Linked DNA regions of Homo sapiens: region 2 is linked to region 1. The links are chromatin contacts, found by Hi-C in ENCODE. All regions are on one chromosome and are shown on one strand. Each heading gives the region's core, a stretch centred on a gene start or an enhancer-like site at or near the end of the contact. The rest is flanking DNA. Distances are from core to core; before and after follow the strand shown.

The links. Hi-C counts contacts between places; a loop is a spot of excess contacts on that map. Pooled maps may share reads with other maps.
Region 2: a loop to region 1 is called in a pooled map, with 3 times the contacts of the local background. The contact joins the promoter of EVA1C here to the promoter of HUNK in region 1. A Hi-C loop is called at or near these places in 4 of 50 pooled maps.

What each region holds. Positions count from the first base shown.
Region 1 is chr21:31,867,971-31,874,782 of GRCh38, forward strand. It overlaps HUNK (hormonally up-regulated Neu-associated kinase), which reads left to right and starts at 5,050. Exons shown (of 11, transcript NM_014586.2): 1 at 5,050-5,965. The coding sequence starts at 5,705. RefSeq lists silencers at 5,168-5,217, 6,144-6,323.
Region 2 is chr21:32,411,400-32,417,879 of GRCh38, forward strand. EVA1C (eva-1 homolog C) reads left to right here and starts at 1,307. Exons shown (of 8, transcript NM_058187.5): 1 at 1,307-1,614. The coding sequence starts at 1,455.

The sequences.
Region 1 (6,812 bases), core at 3,800-6,299:
TCTGATTGAGAGAGCAGAGCCCTGAATGAAGCAAGAAACTTCAGCAATGTTGAAGAAGTGTGTCATGAACTGAATGTTTGCATCCCCCTGGCCCAAGTTCATACATTGCAGCTGTGACCTCTGATGTGATGGTATTTGCAGGTGAGACCTTCGGAAGGCATTTAGGCTTAATAGAGAGCATGAAAGTGGGACCCTCATGATCCGATTGGTGTCCTTATAAGAAAAAGAAGAGACCAGGGCTGTGTGTCTTTCTGCCATGAGAGCACGTGGCGAGAGCACTCGTCTGTCAGCCGGGAGGACAGCCTTCATCAGGAACTGAATCTGCTAGCACTTTCGTTCTGGACTTCTCAGTCTCCATCATCACGTGAGTCAATTTCTCAGTCTCCATCATCATGTGAGTCAATTCCTTAGAGTAAATCTCTATATATGTATATCTGCTGGAACCTAAATCTTGGATTCCTCAGAACAATAAGAAAGAAATGTCTGGTGTTTAAACCGCCCAGTCTAGGTGTTTTGTTATGGCAGTCTGAGCAGACAAAGACACAGAGGTAAAGCCTTTGAAGCAGGGAAGAGCTTGGTGTCTGGCTCCCAGGAGGTGACAGTGAAGAGGTGGGCAGGGCCATATCATGACAAAGCGCTTGGGGAATCTTTTCTGCAGGGGTCTGTTGAACAGCTTTCGAGTGCAGGGAAGTGATATGATCTGATTCCCATTTTTTTTTTTTTTTGAGATGGAGTCTTGCTCTGTCGCCCAGGCTAGAGTGCAATGGCATGATCTTGGCTCACTGCAACCTCTGCCTCCAGGGTTCAAGCGATTCTCCCTGCCTCAGCCTCCCGAGTAGCTGGGATTACAGGTGCCTGCCACCACGCCCGGCTAATTTTTGTATTTTTAGTAGAGATGGGGTTCCGCCATGTTGGCCAGGCTGGTCTTGAACTCCTGACCTCAGGTGATCTTCCCCCTTGGCCTCCTTAAGTGCTGGGATTACTGATTCCCATTTTGAAGAACTGGTTTTGGCTTTGGCGTGGAAGCAAAGGATGCCACTTAGGAAGTGAGAGAAAGGGTCACAGGCGGGTATAGGATTTGCTGATGGGTTGGATATGAGAATCGAGAAGCAGAGGAAGCAAAGGATGACTGCTAAATTTTGGGGTGAATTTGGGTGAAGCCTTAGGAAAGAAGCACAGAGGGGTGTGTGTGGGTGTGTGTGTGTGTGTGTGTGTGTGTGTGTGTGTGTATCCCAAGTTAAATGTGAGTGAGATCCTATCAGACAGCCCGGCAGAGTTGAAGAGGGTTGACATAGGACTCTGGTTTCAGGGAAGAGATCCAACCTGGAGATTATGCTTTTGGATTCATCATTTACCAGGGCAATTGTGCTGGTGGACCTCTGGGGCATTCTTGAGTGACTTCTCTTAGTTTATGATGATGATAGTCGTATTGATGGAAGGTGTGAAAGCCAAAATTCACCTTGTACTTATAATGTGCCAGGCACTGATCTGAGTGCTTTGTGTGCACAATCTGATTGACTCCACACAATTCCTTAATATCCCATTTTTGCAGCTTAAGGAAACTGAAGCATCAAAAGGTAAGTGTCACGACTCATTTTTAGAGAAGCATTTCATTGTGGGGATGCTGGCAGTAGCCTACTCTGCAATAGCACACTGGGCTGCCTTTGCACACGAGTCTTTATGCCTGAGGAACCCTTTCTTCCTCAGCCATTGCATTGTGCACGTTCAACAGCTGGGTGTTGTGAAAGAATAATGCTGGACACGAACTCTGGGGACACGGGTTCAAGTCCAGTCTGTTATTTATGGGACACTTTGTTTTGGGAACATGAACATATAGAGTTCACAGGATGTCTTCCAGGCAAAGTTGATCCATGTCTGCCGTCTTTGCTTTGCCATCCGTTCCTTCTCCAGTTACCAGACGGCTTCTGCCAGCCTAACCCCTTCTAGCCAACTCTCATTTCCTGGCTGTGCCAGCCTGATTACTTCTAATTGTCTTTGACTGCTTCCAGCTGGGTCTAGAAGCTGGCGTTCTGTGGGAGCACAGAGGCAGTCTCCCAGCCATATGGGGCGAGGAGATGGGGAAGGAAAAGGGAAGGAAGGAAGCAGCTGGTACGAGTCAACTGAGAAAGCTTCCCAAGGCTTCACAGCCCACTGGGATTGCTCCTGTTTCTGAAAGGGTTAACTCATCCAAGTTAGAGAATGATCCATCTTCGACAAGACAAACAATTATATTTGTTGATCCCCAAAGGCAACCAACAATGCACCTAAAAATGCTTTTAGAAAGTCACTGGTAACTTGTCTCCCCCAGGACTTGATGGGGTCTTGCTCTCAGGAGCAGTAAAACCCCACTTGAGAATCAGTGAATGATTACTTTCATTCATTTATTCAACAGATATTTACTGAACAATGATCATGTCTCAGACACCGTGCTAGGTACTGTAGGGCAAATAATGAAATTAGACACAGCTCCTGTCCTCAATAAGTCTAAAAGAGAAGAAAGTCATAGATAATAAGTACTACAGGACATAAGAGGAATGTGAAATGACTATATGAACTAAGAGACAACAGAGGGAGATGGGCTTCTTGCAGCTTATTGGTTGGGGAGGTCTTCATGGGAAAGGGAACACCTGTGCTAGGTGGAAATGAGTCGGAGACAGCAGACTGGGGGCGGGCAAGGCACAGGCAAAGGTGTGGCAGTAGGGAGGCCGGATCCCGGCCAGCACCACCCCCTACCCGGGAACTCCGCAGGAGGATAAGGCTAGAAATTAGTTTGGGCTAATTAGCAGAGAATTTTCAAGGCTGCATTACTGTTGCATTGAATAATCAGATGCTTTCTGCACACTGAATATGAGGGCAATATATTGTGTACTAATTTGTTTTACATAAAGACATTTCTGGGGTGATTTCTTGTTAAACAGGCCATTTCAGAGACTAGGACTTGTAGTTCCAAAACCAGTTACAAAGGGGACGCACGGATAGGATTTGGACTTCTCTTTGGCATCCATCCCAGCTTATGGAATTAGCAGTGAACTTGAATCAAACCCAGGCAGCAGGCTTGAAAAAGATTTAATGGGCCTGGATTTTCTCTCTTCTTCACCCCTTTCCTGACCTCTACCCTGAGAGGATAATTAAAAGGAAAGAAAATCTCTATTTCATTGTAAATGTCATCCACCATTTTTATGAAACTTTTTTTTTTTAGACCATAAAAATACTTTGGGGAACAGTCTCAGAAATTTCCCTTAAACCTTAATAAATAAATCTCTAAATTTTCATAAAGAGTGCATGTCCTAACATTAAAAAAAATCATACTCTATTAACACAACATTGGGTGGACTCCCAAACTGTTTCTGATGGAAGATTCAGAGTGGTTTTTTTTTTTTTTTTTTTGAGAAGGAGTCTTGCTCTGTCGCCCAGGCTGGAGTGCAGTGGCAAGATTTCAGCTCACTGCAACTTTCGCCTCCTGGATTCAAGCAATTCTCTGCCTCAGCCTCCCGAGTAGCTGGGATTACAGGCGCCCGCCACCACGCCCGGCTAATTTTTGTATTTCTAGTAGAGACAGGGTTTCACCATCTTGACCAGGCTGGTCTTGAACTCCTGACCTCGTGATCTACCTGCCTCGGCCTCCCAAAGTGCTAGGATTACAGGCGTGAGCCACCGCGCCCGGCCTCAGAGTGGTTTTTACCCCAAAGTGAGCTCCATATTCCTCATTCTTTAGACAGTTGCTGGACATCTATTCTGCTGGCACCACGCTAGTTACCATTCCCCTCCCATGCAACTGTCCTGTTAAGATTTGATTACTGAATTAGAGACATTAAAAGGATTGAATGAACGTTACTGAAATAGTCAAGGCCGGTGGGAGCAAAGAAGTCCCTTCAGCACAGCAAGAAAAACATTTTAAGCTGTATCTTTAATATTGGTAAACGGGAACAATGAGACAGAACAACAGAAAACGCAGTATGTTCCGTCATAATAACTGAGGCTGGTGACTTGTAACAGGTAGGTGGATGAATATAGTAGCGTATTTAAAATTAGATGTATTGAAAGCAGGCATTTCTCTGCGTCCCTCTTCAGATGGGTCAGCGAGACCCCCAGACACTGGATTGATGACAGCTGTTGTTCCCCCACCCCCCACTCCCAATCTCAAAGCATTGCTATGGGTCGATGTCATACTTGTTTACTCAGGAATAAACAATGAAAGGAACTTTGTTAGGACCAAATCCTTCCTTTCAGCTCTGATGTTGCATGATCGGGGTGAAGTTTCCATCAAATGCGGGCACCTCAACAGGTAGCATTTTGTAAATGCCTCCTCCTACCTACCCTCCTCCTTCTCCCTCACAAGATTCTTCATTTTCGGTTTGAGAAGACGTTGGGGATCCTGGGAGAGGGTCCAGTGTCGTCAGGGCAGTTGCAATTGTTTATGCGATGAGCACAGTCACAGCGCTTGCAGAACAAAAGCATCGAAGAGAGGCGAGCGCCGGTCCACCTCCTGCAATCACAGGCATCATTTCAATGGAAGGCAAAGAAGGTGTAAGCTACAAGCAGAGGCAGCAAACGCCCTGGTTCCTACATTGCTGCTGCTACTATTACTGCTGTGGCTGCGCCTCCTCCAACACAGCCAACCAGGCTGCGTGCGAGCCCGGGCAGACGCCTGGCCGCCTCCCCACCCTTTCTTCCAGCCATCCATCTATCCTTCCACCCCCGGTCCAGGGGGCCCTACTGTGTGGCGGACTCAGGGCCGGGCACGCAACCCGACTCACAGTCCACGGAGTTCGAGAGCCTTCCCCCTTCCCCCCGCCCCGGGTGGGTGCGGCCAGTGGGGGATTTCACCGCCGAAAGGTCCAGAAAACCCAAGCCCAGAATCCGGGCAAGAGGCGCAGCCGGAGGCGGCCCGACCTGGGCGGCCCGGGAGCGCGCGCCTCCGAGGCCGCGCAGGTTCTCCCTGTCTGGCGCTCAGGTGGCTTCTCCGTCCACTCCGCCGCTCCCCTCCCCGGGCCCTCCCCTCTCCAGCGAGGGTCGAGTTTGACTGTGGCGCGCGGGGAAGGAGGGGCTACTAGGGATTTGAAAGTGCACGGGCTGCGGAGTGGAGCTCGCATCTGTTCCCGCCGCCCGCGAGCGGATTAAATTTCTGCAAATTCAAACTGAATGGGGCTTTCTTCTGCTGCCTTCCAGAGGGCGCCGGCAGCCCGCCGCGCGCTTCTCTCCGGCGGGAGCGGCCGCCCAGCGCACGGCTAGGAGCGATCGCGGGAGCCCGACCCAAGCCCGTGCGGGCCAGACGGCGGCGGCGAGGCGGAGGCTGCGGAGGCACCCGGGCTCCCGGACCCAGGCACCCGGACCCCGGGACCCAGGCGCCGCCGGACCGCGCCCCACCCCGCGCGCCCGAGCAGGGCGACTGTCATTAGCTTCCTGGACGGGACCCGGGGCGGGATCCTGGTGTCCTGAAAGGGGCCCGGGCGACCCTAAGAGGAAGAACTTTTGGGGGCGGGGTCCCCGGTCCCGCGTCCCCTGGGCAGCCGCTATTGTCTACGCGCCTCGCTGGGCGGCGCGGGGGGCGTGATCGCGGCGGCCCCGGGCTCTGGGTGCGGAGACCCAGGCGGGGCTGGGCCCAGGGCGGCGGCGGGAGAAGCCGGGGAAGCCGAAGAGCCTGGGGAGGAGGAGCTGCGAGCGCGGGAGACGAGCAGGAGCCGCGCGGGCCGCGGCGAGCGCGATGCCGGCGGCGGCGGGGGACGGGCTCCTGGGGGAGCCGGCGGCGCCTGGGGGCGGCGGCGGCGCGGAGGACGCGGCCAGGCCCGCGGCGGCCTGCGAGGGAAGTTTCCTGCCTGCCTGGGTGAGCGGCGTGCCCCGCGAGCGGCTCCGCGACTTCCAGCACCACAAGCGCGTGGGCAACTACCTCATCGGCAGCAGGAAGCTGGGCGAGGGCTCCTTTGCCAAGGTGCGCGAGGGGCTGCACGTGCTGACCGGGGAGAAGGTGAGTCTCCCGGGCGCCGTGGGGCTGGGGCACAGGGGCGGGAGTCGGCGGCCAGGACCCCGCGGGGAGCACTGCACTGGGAGTCCCAGTGTGCAGTCCCGGGCCAAGCGCCTTCCCCCTCCGCCCGGCTTTCCTGTTGGGTTAAAACGCGCGCTCAGCATCTCGCAGCCTTTCCCGAAGGCGGCCTGCGGTCCGCTGCCCGGGGGTTGGGGGCTTGGGAGGGGACGGCCTTGCCCCGGGAAGCGTCCCGCGCGGCCGTTCTGCTCGTGGAAGGGCGCCGCCTGGCGACACTAGCGCGGGGGGCGGGATGGGGCCCCTCTGCCCTTCAGGCCGGCAGGGGCGGCGGATCCGTGGCGAGGCGGGAACCAGGGCTAGAGGAGGTGGGCTCTTATGTCGGGGGGCGGGGGGGGCAGGAAAGCTAACAGCCAGCCTCTGGGGGGAGCTTAGAGTCTGATCCCCGTCCTGGGCTCTCGGAGGAGGTGGGAGAAGGCTGAGATCCTGCATTCCTTCCCACCTGTGGGCTCCGGCAGCTAGGGAATGTTTTTTGGCAGCTAGGGAATTTTTCGTGCTCAGAGGAGGGTTTTTGCCTCCGCCCTCCACTTGTCCATCCCTCAACCTGTGCTCCTCTCTATCCACTCAACCCTCCCACCCCTGCCCCCTCATCACCCACCATTCTCATCCCCGCCATTCTCATCCCCTTCTCTCCGTTCCCCCAGCTCCTCTGTGCCCTCCAGCCTCAGGGTGGGAGCTGCAGTGAAGACCCTGCTACTGGCAGGAACAGAACTACAGATACCTCCCCCCAGAGACTGGGAGATGCCTTCTTATCTTTCTAGAAGAGGGGAAAGGA
Region 2 (6,480 bases), core at 57-2,556, 540 kb after region 1:
ACACTGATGTTTAGCATTTAACACACTTTTCCCCAGACTGGAAGAAGAGGCCGAGATCCCAATTCGGTGACCCAGCCCTTGCTGGAGTACTAGGTGGTATCTAATGCCATCCACCCTTCCGGGATCTTTACGGCCCACCTCTGAGTGGGTCCCACGGGGACCCTCAGCCGCATTTTCTTTCTGCAGGCCTCCCTGCACACTCTGGGGCGTTCGCAGCTCTGGAGCCCGCGGGGCAGTGCGTCCGGCCCCGCCCTGGGCCTCATTATCTACGTTTCCGCGTCACGCCCGCCGCGAACTTGGCAGGCCCTCCCGCCGGGTTCGGGAACACTGTGTGCCTAGCGCCCGCCCTCCTCCCTTCCGCCGGCCCCGCGCGATCCATAGGGTTTGGGTCGCTGGGCGCCAGGTACCCGCACCCGGCAAGCAGCCACGGAGCCCCTCGCGCACTTGTCCTCGATACCCTTGAGTTGGGGCTACGCAGGCCACTCCTAGGCCACTGGCTGGGCGTCCGAACGTGGGTCACCCCGCGCACAGTCTAGAGGTTCAGAAAGATGCTGTGGCCCACTTTAAAACAAAGCCCAATTATTAGCGCTCGGCGGCTGTTTGCGCCGGTGCAGTGTCAGATCCCCCAGCGCTGCGGACAACCAGCACCCAAAGGAAGCCGAGCTGGAGCTAAAGATCCCGGCTCCGGAGCCATCTGACCGGTTTTGAGACCTCCAGCTCGTCGCCGTCCTGGCTGCGAGAGCTTGGGCACGGCGCCGGGGCTCAGTCTCCTCTTCTGTGGAATGGCGATAACTGTATGTGCCGGGTGACTGCACGTGGCGCGCGGCGGGTGGCGGGGATGGCAGCGGTGCGATCCCACGCCTCCAGGACCCCACCTTCCTGCGGCCCCCGATCGGCCCCGCCCCGGGGGCGCCCCAGCTGCACGCGCGGCGCTGGCTCCAAAGTGCGTCACGGGCACCGGCCGCGCTCCTTCTGCCGCCAGGGCGAGGCTGGCACCCGGCCAGCGCGGGCAGGGCCACGGGTGCCCGGCTGTTTCCCGGGTGTGGAAGGCGCTCAAGGTGCGCGGCCCGGGGCGCGCTACTGGGGGCGCCCTCCGCGGTGGGCAGCGCGCCAGGGATCGGCCTGGGCAGCCGCGGGGCGCGCGAAGGCTGCGCTTTCCCTACGGCCCCCCTCGCTTCCTCCGGCACGGCGGCAACGGAGATTTCCTCTCGGGGAAACTACGCGGATCCTTTTCGGGGATCCTCGCCCCGCCCCAGTTCTCCGCCCCCTCCCCTTTGCTGGGGCGCCTGGGCTGGCCCGCGCAGGGGAGGAGGCTCTGGCAGCCTGGGCAGGGAGGCGGCGGGGGGCCGCGGAGCCGCTGGCCATCGATTCTCCCCGCCATGTGACGCCGTCCTTAGCCCTGCGACCCCCAGCGCGTCCCGGGCCTGCGCCTCCGCCCCGCCGCGCAGCGCACGATGCTTCTGCCGGGACGCGCACGCCAACCGCCGACGCCCCAGCCCGTGCAGCATCCCGGCCTCCGCCGGCAGGTAGAGCCGCCGGGGCAGCTCCTGCGCCTCTTCTACTGCACTGTCCTGGTCTGCTCCAAAGAGATCTCAGCGCTCACCGACTTCTCTGGTAAGAGCGCCCTCCCTGGCTGTGTGCCCCCGGCACCGCGGAGCGCCCAGGTGAACCCTCGACTGGGGGCAGCCGCACCAGTGGACACGGCGGGGTAGGATTAAAGTTGAGGCGTGCTCACAGACACTTGTCTGGTGTGAGCCCTTGGCATATAGATGGCTGCGAGTGAAGTGGCGACGGGGGACTGCCACTCCCAAGAAGGAAGGGTGTGTAATGTATTCAGAGTTTCTCGCCCTGCTGTTGACCTCGTCAATTTCCTAGCATTAGGGACCTGGTCCTGAGCCACGCTCGTTCTATGGAGGCTCCTTAAACTGAGCCCTGTGCCGCGCCCAGCGCTGTAAAATACACGTGTTGTGGTCGGAGGCGTTGCGCCGCGTTTGTCACCCGCGTAGCCCGTTTGCCCATGTAAGGAGACTAGCCCAGGGGACACTTGACCTCGAGTCCACATTGGCAGGTAGAAAGGGAAGCCCGCGGGGACTGGAGGTCTGGTGGAAAGGCAGTGAGGGATGAGGAGATACTTAGATAAGAGAGAGGAGCCTCTCTGCCAAAGTGTACCAGGGTCCTCCCTCTCCAATTCCAGTTTCCTTCACAGAAAATAATGACTTCCTACTCTCGAATAAACTAGGAGGCTTTTCTTTTTGGGAATCGTGATCCAGGCTCTCGCAGCGGATCTCAGATAGTTCTGAGCTTACAGGTGTGACGCCCCAAAGTGAAAGGGATTTCTAGGTTGACGATAGCCATAGGAGCACATGCTTAAGTTAGCGCTGCAGTTGCTTAAGGTAACACATGTCCTTGCCGCTGAAGCACACCTGGATCTCCCTCTGGCAAGGCTGGAGGCCTTCAGCCTTCCCCAGCCCAGCTTAGGGAGCAGCTCTGAGCCCCATACTCCTCCTTCTCCAGGGATCTTCTGCCAAGTTCAGGCTTTGCACAGTCGGTCCCTATCGGGTCCTCAGTGCAGAGTCTTTTGCAACATAATGGTGGTAAAGGGAGTCCTCCTCAGTCCTGTTTGTGCAGTAGGCTAGTACATAGCAAAGAACAAGGGCAAACCAGAAGTTGAGATGGGGTTCTAGTTTACTTACAGAGAATGTCATTGTTAGTGGAGAGCCCTTAGGTCAGAGGTTCTTTGCTTTGAATATGTAATATCAAGGCAGTATTCCTACCTAGCAAAGGAAGCCAAGATAAGGCCTATTTGGCAAGCCACCCACGGCCCTTAAAATCAAGCATCCCAGGATCAGAACTCTGTGGTAAGAGTTGTGGGGAAATGCATCAGACTTTTCAAGGGCTATTAACTTTTTTTTTTGTACTACTAGAACTTTCTTGGCTGCTAGAAAAGCTCTGTATTAGCTGATTTGAGCTATGGAAAGCAGTTCTGAGTTCAGCCACCATCTAGCTCTGAATTCTAAGGAAATAATTGAAAACTGACAAGCCTTTTTGTGTTTGTGACATCATTGCAACTGAACAAATATTGCTTTAGGCAAATTGCAGTGTAACCATTAGATTGTTTTCACAGATTATAGACACTTAGAGTTCTGTTGCTTTAGGGAAGCAGTTGCAATACTTGTAACAGTCTATAGATTACCACCCAAGTTTGGAATTGTCTGTATCTAGCAACTGTTACATACAGTGGAGTTGAGCTATCAACTCCTTAGTAAAATGAATGATTTGATACATGTTATTCTAAATAGTATAAATGATAAAAGGCATTTTCTTCTGCTTTCCATACGAACCTAAATTCCAGGGTTTCAAACTCCCTGAGCCAGCAGTAGGTGGTGATATTGCCACCCACAACGAGCCCCCATTTTTCCTCTCATCAGTGATGCTCTCCAGAGATCTGAAGATTAGGCAGAACATGTCAGAAGCCTTTTGGGGAGAAGAAAGGAAATATAATGTCCTCCCAAACCACTGATGCACTTAAATTTAAACCTTAATTCTATATCATGTGAGGTCAGGGAAATATTAGAAAAATCTCAGGGAGAAAGAAAGATCATCTTCCAAAGTTGGCTCATTTGACTTGGATTTTAGCCGCCCTCCCTCTGCAAATTCCTAAGCTCCAAAGATGACCATCTTATTGTTCGGTTCAGTGTTTCAGCTGACGCGAACCCCATGTGGCCTCAAAGCTTGCCGCCTGTGTTCCTGGGACAGTCGGTCCTGTTCCTTTTTATGAACTTGAAGGAGTGCATAGAAACCAAAACTGAGGCCTGGAAGGAGACAGTGGATCCTCCCCTGCAGAGCCTGATCACAATAACCAGGGCTAGAGAGCAGTGTTTGACAATGCAGATACTTGCCTGTTTTTCTAAATAAAGGGAACATCAAAAACTAGCAGAGGATAGAGGAAACTTGGGATCCCTCTGCCCTGTGAAGGAGGAGGGAGGATGGTGTATCCATGTGAAAGAAAGTGCCAGAATGTCAGGGGTCCCAGCCATTGTCTGTACAATATAGGCCCCTTTCTCCCCCCAGGAGATTAGCAGTGCAGAGTTTTGGAAAGTTCCTTAAGCCTTTCTCTTCTTTGCGGCTCTTCCTTGAGCCTTTTCCTGGGGCTGTCAGCTGGTGTCGTTTTCCTGGGTCATTGATTTTTTTTTGCCCTCAGGGATTCCAGCATCGATCTCACTCTTAATAAGCCAGAGGCAGCATCATGGCCCCCTCCTCCTCCCTGTCCATGCTCGTGACTTGTTCTAATCACCTCCAAGCTTGCTAGTAAACAGGCTCCCCAAACACCGCCTTCTCTCTCATCTCCAAAGATTTTGAGATGTCGCCAGCGGCCACTGGAAGGCTATCATCACTGCATTAAAAATGAATCCCAGCGAAGGCAAGAGAAGTTCATGCAAAATTAGTGCCTCTGATCCTTAATCTCATACTCAAATGTGCTTGGCTTTCATCCACTTTCCTCTTTGGGATAGAGTTCTCTTCATTTGACTGCATTCTCAAATTGAGGATTTGGCTTGAGACGTCTAAATTCATCATTGACTTAAAAAACAAAACAAACCCCAGAAGTATAATGCTATGCCCATAGTTCTTTGTTCAGAGAACAAGACAGGGAGCTGGAGCTTGAGGATGAGTGCTGAGAGGAGGGAGGGGTGCCCTCTTGAGTAGCAGCCATAAAAAGCAAGGGATCCTCATATTTTTGCCTTAAAGAGTGGTGTTTCAGTGTGTCTCTTGTATTTAGTTTGTGATGGTCCCTCAGTACTTACTGTTTTGTGTGTGTGTGTGTGTGTGTGCTTCTAATTTGTGTTGTTTCTCTGCTGAAGGTAAGCTGGGTCTTCTCTTTCCTCCCTGCTTCTTTCCTTTCTCTCCTTTTCTTTTTCTTTTTCTTTTTTTTTTTTTTTTTTTCTTTTTGAGACGCAGTTTCACTCTGTTGCCCAGGCTGGAGTGCAGTGGTACAGTCTCGGCTCACTGCAACCTCTGCCTCCCAGGTTCAAGCAACTCTCCTGCCTCAGCCTCCTGAGTAGCTGGGATTATGGGCACCCACCACCACACCCAGCTAATTTTTGTATTTTTAGTAGAGACATGTTTTCACCATTTTGGCCAGGCTGGTCTCGAACTCCTGACCTCAAGTGATCCACCCACCTTGGCCTCCCAATGTGCTGGGATTATAGGCATGAGCCACCGCACCCAGCCTCTCCTTTTCTTTTTCTTTTGTTTCCTTTTTTCTCCAAGAAGTTCAAAGTGATTGATGGGCTTCTAGGTAGAGGTGGGGAGGAAGGAAGGGAAGGAAAGGGTAGAAAGTTGTTCTAGTTCCCACTTGAATTCCTCAAGAACTCCCACCCTTGGACAAAGTAGACATGACCAAATGTTTCCACATTTGATTTTGTCCTAGGGCACATAGTGGTGAATGTGAGAAGTAGAAGGGACAGGGGATGGGAAACAAGGAGAGTGGGGCAGTCTTTAAGGCCTTCCTTGTACCCAAATGTCCCCAGACCTCAAACAAAGGTCACTCTATAATAGAAGTGTTGTTGTTGTTTTTTAATGGAGTCATGCTCTGCTGCCCAGGCCCGAGTGCAGTGGCTATTTGCAGGTGCAGTTATAGTGCACTGCAGCCTCAAACTCATGGCCTTAACCGATCCTCCTCCCTTAGCCTCCTGAGTAGCTAGGATTACAGGTGTGCACCACCCCACCTGGCCTGGGCCAGTGTTCCAGTCCCTGCCATTGGTAGCCCAAGTGAGCATTAAGTGGTACTTGGTACCAGATTGTATTAATTTGCTAGGGCTGCCATAACAGTGTACTACAGACTGGGTGGCTTACACAAGGAACATTTATTTTATCACAGTTCTGGAGGCTAGAAGTTCAAGATCAAGGTCTTGGCAGAGTTGATTTCTTGTGAGGCCTGTCTCCTTGGCTTGTAAATGGCATCTCCCTGCTGTATCTTCACATGGTCTTCCCTCCATGTGTGTCTGTGTCCTAACCTCCTCTTCTTACAAGGATATCAGTCATATTGGACTAGACTCCTTCAAATGATCTCATTTTCATGTAGTCACCTATTTAAAGGCCCTGTCTCCAAATACTATCATAGTCTGAAGTGCTAGAGATTAGACTCCAATGTTTGAATTTTAGTGGGATGCAGTTCAGCCAAAACTTAGATCATTTGCAGCCCAATAAATAAACCTGACTGATAGCTCTTTATTTCACTGGCCAGGAATTCCAGGGTATAGAAATATGGTAATTCAATTGATCCCGGGGGCCTTGAGGTGGGAACTCAGTATTGATGGACACAGTTGTTCATTTTGGAGAGGTTGAACCCTGTTATTTGCTTTCAGATAAGCATTGGGTCTCAGTCCTGGCAGCACAATAAAATCTCCTGGGGAGACTAAAAAAATATCTATGGACATTCAGGCTGCACCCCAAGACTTCTGATGTAATTGGCCCTGGGAG